Linked DNA regions of Homo sapiens: region 2 is linked to region 1. A link is a loop called in an ENCODE intact Hi-C map of the cell type or tissue named here. Cell type or tissue: endothelial cell of umbilical vein. All regions are shown on one strand.

The links. Peaks named below come from ENCODE experiments on the same cell type or tissue, not always from the same donor. Only the 100,000 strongest peaks of a DNase experiment are listed, where the experiment ranks them.
Region 2: it touches region 1 in a loop (19-fold over the local background); 48 of 110 quality-filtered maps call a loop at or near these places.

Annotation. Positions count from the first base shown.
Region 1 is chr3:39,416,378-39,418,877 of GRCh38, forward strand. No RefSeq gene overlaps it. Among named protein-coding and RNA genes, the nearest start is that of SNORA62, 6.6 kb to the left of the region's middle. In endothelial cell of umbilical vein, a CTCF peak has its summit at 1,162 (motif pointing right); no DNase peak of the experiment used is centred here.
Region 2 is chr3:39,497,707-39,500,206 of GRCh38, forward strand. The region is part of intron 2 of MOBP (myelin associated oligodendrocyte basic protein); the gene reads left to right. Among named protein-coding and RNA genes, the nearest start is that of MOBP, 31 kb to the left of the region's middle. In endothelial cell of umbilical vein, a CTCF peak has its summit at 1,064 (motif pointing left); a DNase peak (open chromatin) is centred at 1,065; H3K27me3 peaks cover 237 bases.

The sequences.
Region 1 (2,500 bases):
TCATTGAGATCATCCTGCACAGCAATTAGTCTGGGTTTGGCATGTAGTGAATACTGCTCGTATGCATTGCATTGTCTTTCCTTAGTACTTACTTTAAAAATAATTTTTATGTAAAATGGATCATACATGCAGATAGTTTAAGAGACATATCCATGCATTCTTAAAGAGTAAGAATCAAGTTAAAGCCTCTGCAACTGTGATGCAGGTTATGAAAGGGAAAAGTGCCGGGACCAGAGAAAGCATCTGTGTGTCCCTCCCTGCTCCTCTCAGGTCAGAGAGCTCCTGCTCCTGTGATAAACTGGTTGACTTTATTGTTTCCCCACTTACGTTTGTGCTTTTAATCATGAATTATTTAATTTTCCTGTTTTTGAGCTTCCCATAAATGGAATCTTAGCACGTCTTCTGTGTGATCTGCTTCTTTCCCTCAATATTGTCTCTGCTTTTTGTTTTCTTTTTTGAGACAGAGTCTCTGTTGCCCAGGCTGGAGTGCAGTGGTGTGATCATGGCTCTCTGCAGCCTTTACCTACTGGGCTCAAACGATCCTCCCACCTCAGTCTTTCAAGTAGCTGGGATTACAGGTGCGTGTCACCATGCTCAGCCAATTAAAAAATTTTTTTTTTGTAGAGAGGAGGGTTCACTATATTGCCCAGGCTGGTCTCAAACTCCTGAGCTCAAGTGACCTTTCTGTTTCAGCCTGGGACTATAGGCATGAGCCACTGTGGCCCACCATTTGGAACATTTTTGATAGATCCTTGTGCAAAGTTTTCCCCTGTCGGTTTTAAACTCTAGTTTCACCAGATAACGTCAAATGGTTTCGCAATCACATATAAAATCCTACAAAAACATAGCCATAACCTGTGGGCAGCAAGCCACCCAGGTGCCAAGGCAAGAGACCAAGGATGTGAGCTGTTCCAGTATAATAAAATATAAAATAAGAATAGTTATACCAGATATAGATCTTAGATATGATTATATATGAATATCATTAATCATTAGTTTGTAGCAATTACTCTTTATTCCAATATTATAATAATCCTCGCTCTATAATCATAACCTAGGAAAAACCAGGCCGTACAGAGATAGGAGCTGAGGGGACATAGTGAGACGTGACCAGAAGACAAGAGTGCGAGCCTTCTGTTATGCCCAGACAGGGCCACCAGAGGGCTCCTTGGTCTAGCGGTAACGCCAGCGTCTGGGAAGACTCCTGTTGCCAAGTGAACTGTAGTCTAGTGGTAGCCTCAGTGTCAAGGAAAAACACCCGCTACTTAGCAGACCGGGAAAGGGAGTCTCCCTTTCCCCAGGGGAGTTTAGAGAAGACTCTACTCCTCCACCTCTTGTGGAAGCAGGCCTGCCTGCAGTTATCCGGAGGCCTAACCGTCTCCCTGTGATGCTGTGGCTGTGCTTCAGTGGTCACGCTCCTAGTCTGCCTTCATGTTCCATCTTGTACACCTTGCTCTGCCTTTTAGTTAGCAGTAGCAAATTAGTGAAAGTACTAAAAGTCTCTGATAAGCAGAAATAATAGTATAAGCTGTTTCTCTCTTTCTCCTCTCTCTCTCTCTGCCTCGGCTGCCAGGCAGGGAAGGGCCCCCTGTCCAGTGGACACGTGACCCATGTGGCCTTACCTATCATTGGAAATGGCTCACACTCCTTATCCTGCCCCTTTGTCTTGTATCCAATAAATATCAGCGCAGCCTGGCATTCAGGGCCACTACCGGTCTCCGCGTCTTGGTGGTAGTGGTCCCCCGGGCCCAGCTATCTTTTCTTTTATCTCTTTGTCTTGTGCTTTATTTCTACGCTCTCTCTGCACACGAGGAGAAAACTCACCGACCCTGTGGGGCTGGACCCTACAATAACCCTTAGGACTTTCTGTTGAAAACACTGTCTTCACTGTTCAGAATTGCTGCTTCTCAAAAATTGGGTCTGAAGGGGTGGGTTGCCCCTCCACACCTGTGGGCTTTTCTCGTTAGGTGGAACGAGAGACTTGGAAAAGAAAGAGACACAGAGACAAAGTATAGAGAAAGAAAAAAGGGGGCCCAGGGGACCGGCGTTCAGTATACGGAGGATCCTGCCGGCCTCTGAGTTCCCTTAGTATTTATTGATCATTATTGGGTGTTTCTCAGAGAGGGGGAGGTGGCAGGGTCATAGGATAATAGGGGAGAGAAGGTCAGCAGGTAAACACGTGAACAAAGGTCTCTGCATCATAAACAAGGTAAAGAAGTAAGTGCTGTGCTTTAGATATGTATACACATAAACATCTCAATGCCTTAAAGAGCAGTATTGCTGCCTGCATGTCCCACCTCCAGCCCTAAGGCGGTTTTCCCCTATCTCAGTAGATGGAATATACAGTCGGGTTTTACACCGAGACATTCCATTGCCCGGGTACGGGCAGGAGACAGATGCCTTCCTCTTGTCTCAACTGCAAAGAGGCGTTCCTTCCTCTTTTACTAATCCTCCTCAGCACAGACCATTTACGGGTGTCAGGCTGGGGGACGGTCAGGTC
Region 2 (2,500 bases), 81 kb after region 1:
TACTTCTTCGCTGTTAGTTATTTGCTTTATTAAAGGAAAAACTTTAATAAAACAAATTCAATTTAACAGAGTTTAATTCAGCAAAGAACAATTCACAGATCAGACAGTCCCCAGAACCAGATTAGTTTCAGAGGGACTCCAGGGCCACCACACGGTCAGAAAACATCGATGGACAGAGAAAGGAAAGTGACAAATAGAAACCAAAAGTGAGGTACAGAAACAGCTGGACTGCTTACAGCTGGAATTTGCCTATTTGAACACTGTTGGCTGTCTGTGATTGACTAAAACTCTGTGATTGGTATAAGACTGGGTTACAATGTACCCATCCGGTTAGGTTACGGTTTACTATGTACAAATAAACCGTTAGGTGGAACTTAAAATATGTAAGGATGTGGCTTTAGGCTAAACTTAATTTAACAGCCTGTATTTCCAAGGAATTTACTAGCAATCCTGGTGTGTTATAAAACGATGACTCTGATTTAGCATGTGAGGCTTAGCGTTTTTAAATTGGAGGGTGGCATGGGGCCGATAGTTGGGGAAGCAGTATATAGAACTGCTTAAGCAGGTACCCCAACTAAGTGCTGTATTTCTGCCACCTGGGAAAAGAGTTAGGAGGGCAGTTTTTTGTTGTTGTTGTTTTTGTTTTTATTTTTTTGTTTTTGGAGACGGAGTCTTGCTCTATCTCTCAGGCTGGAGTGCAGTGGCGCGACCTCAGCTCGCTGCAATCTCCGCCTCCCGGGTTCCAGCGATTCTCTTGCCTCAGCTGCCCGAGTAGCTGGGATTACAGGCACGTGCCACCACACTCAGCTAATTTTTGTATTTTTAGTAGACACCGGGTTTCACCATGTTGGCCAGGATGGTCTCAATCTCCTGACCTCGTGATCCGCCCGCCAGTCTTTTCAAAAATATAAACATTTTACTAAAGGAGGGAGAAAACATTATTTTGAAAGTTGGATGCATTTTCAGGTGGTTGTGTTAGGAATGGCGAGGTTCTTCCAGGGAAGAGAATTACTTTTTCCTTCAGGACCATGCATCGATGGATAACTAGAGGTGATGCTGCCCCCTGCCGGACATGGTCGGGGGAGACAGGGAGTGAGGGAAGTTGTCATGGAGTAAGAAACAATTTTCCCCTGAAGTGCTGGGGGAAGAAATGACTGGGCGGGGGTGCAGATGGGCATACAGTGACCCAGGCATTACATCAGCTGGAGCAGTGAGTGGGATTTGAGAATTCAATTAGGGAAGGAATTCAGAGTCACAGTGGGCTTCAAATCTCCTTCTTATCACATACTAGTTATTTCTCAAACAGTTGGAGTAAGAGCTAAATTTTCTGTTATTTGTGACGGGTGCCTGAGCCGTTTGGGAAAAGGTGACCCTAGAAGGCCAGAGGAATTGGGAATGCCTGGGTTGCCTGTGGAGAGTTGAGTAACAGTCTCCATGTGCTGGGCACCTGAAGAAATTACTCCTGAAGGTTAATCCTAAAGTGTTTCACTTCATTATTTCCCATGGGAGGAGAAACTCTAGCTGAACTTCGCGACCTATGTAGGACTTGGGGAAGGGCTTAGCAGACGTTTAGGGTCTTTGCAATGAATCTGACCCTATAAGTCAGCTGCAGCTTCTCATTGGTCTATACATACCTGTCTGGGTAAAGGGCTCCTTTGAATATATCTGATCATCTCCTTTTGAAAATTCAGCAATTTCTCTCCTAGGAGACTGCTACTCATCCTACCTTTCTGAATACCCATTACTCCTTCTTCCTGCAGCTTGAAGGCAGGTCCACGCCTCCTCCTGGAAGCCTTCCCTTGACTGACTCCTCGCTGAGTTCACAGGTATCTCATCCGTGCCCGACGTTGTGCCCCCTTCCATGAGGTGAAGCGCTCTCAAAATGAGAGCTTTAGGTCCTGAGTTTAGAATGCCTGTTTCTTCATGGATGTCCTTGGCTCTTTAAACTCATTGTGTCTCAGACCCATGAGATGATCTCCCTCCTTCTCATCTACTTCGACCTCTGATTAGCTGATGGCATGACTGTGTTCCCAGTCACATGGGCTAGACACTTCACCTGCCTCATTGCCTGTGTCCTGGCTCTATTATGTCTTCCAATTCTGCAATGCAGATAGGATGAGGGCTCTCGGGGGTAATGCAATTCACTGTGTATCTGCTTAGGTATCAGTCATTCCCAAGCCCTCATCTTTGGCCAGATGAAATGCCTCTGCCCATGAAGTTTCACCTTGTTCTCTAGCCCAACATATTGCCCTCTCTTCTGTGGACTTTTCATGCCATTGCACCAGCACATTCTCATGTTGCAGAGCATGCTGGCCTTGTATGACACTCACTGATGTCTGTGGACATTCCTCTACCTACAAGGTGAGCTCATTGTGAGCAGGATGTTTATCTGCTCTACCCACTTCCTCATCTCAGTGACTTGTACTTATTTGGTCTCAGTAAATGAAGTTTTTCTGGCCATTAGCACATTATGTGCATTCTAATCACTTACTTGCCTGTA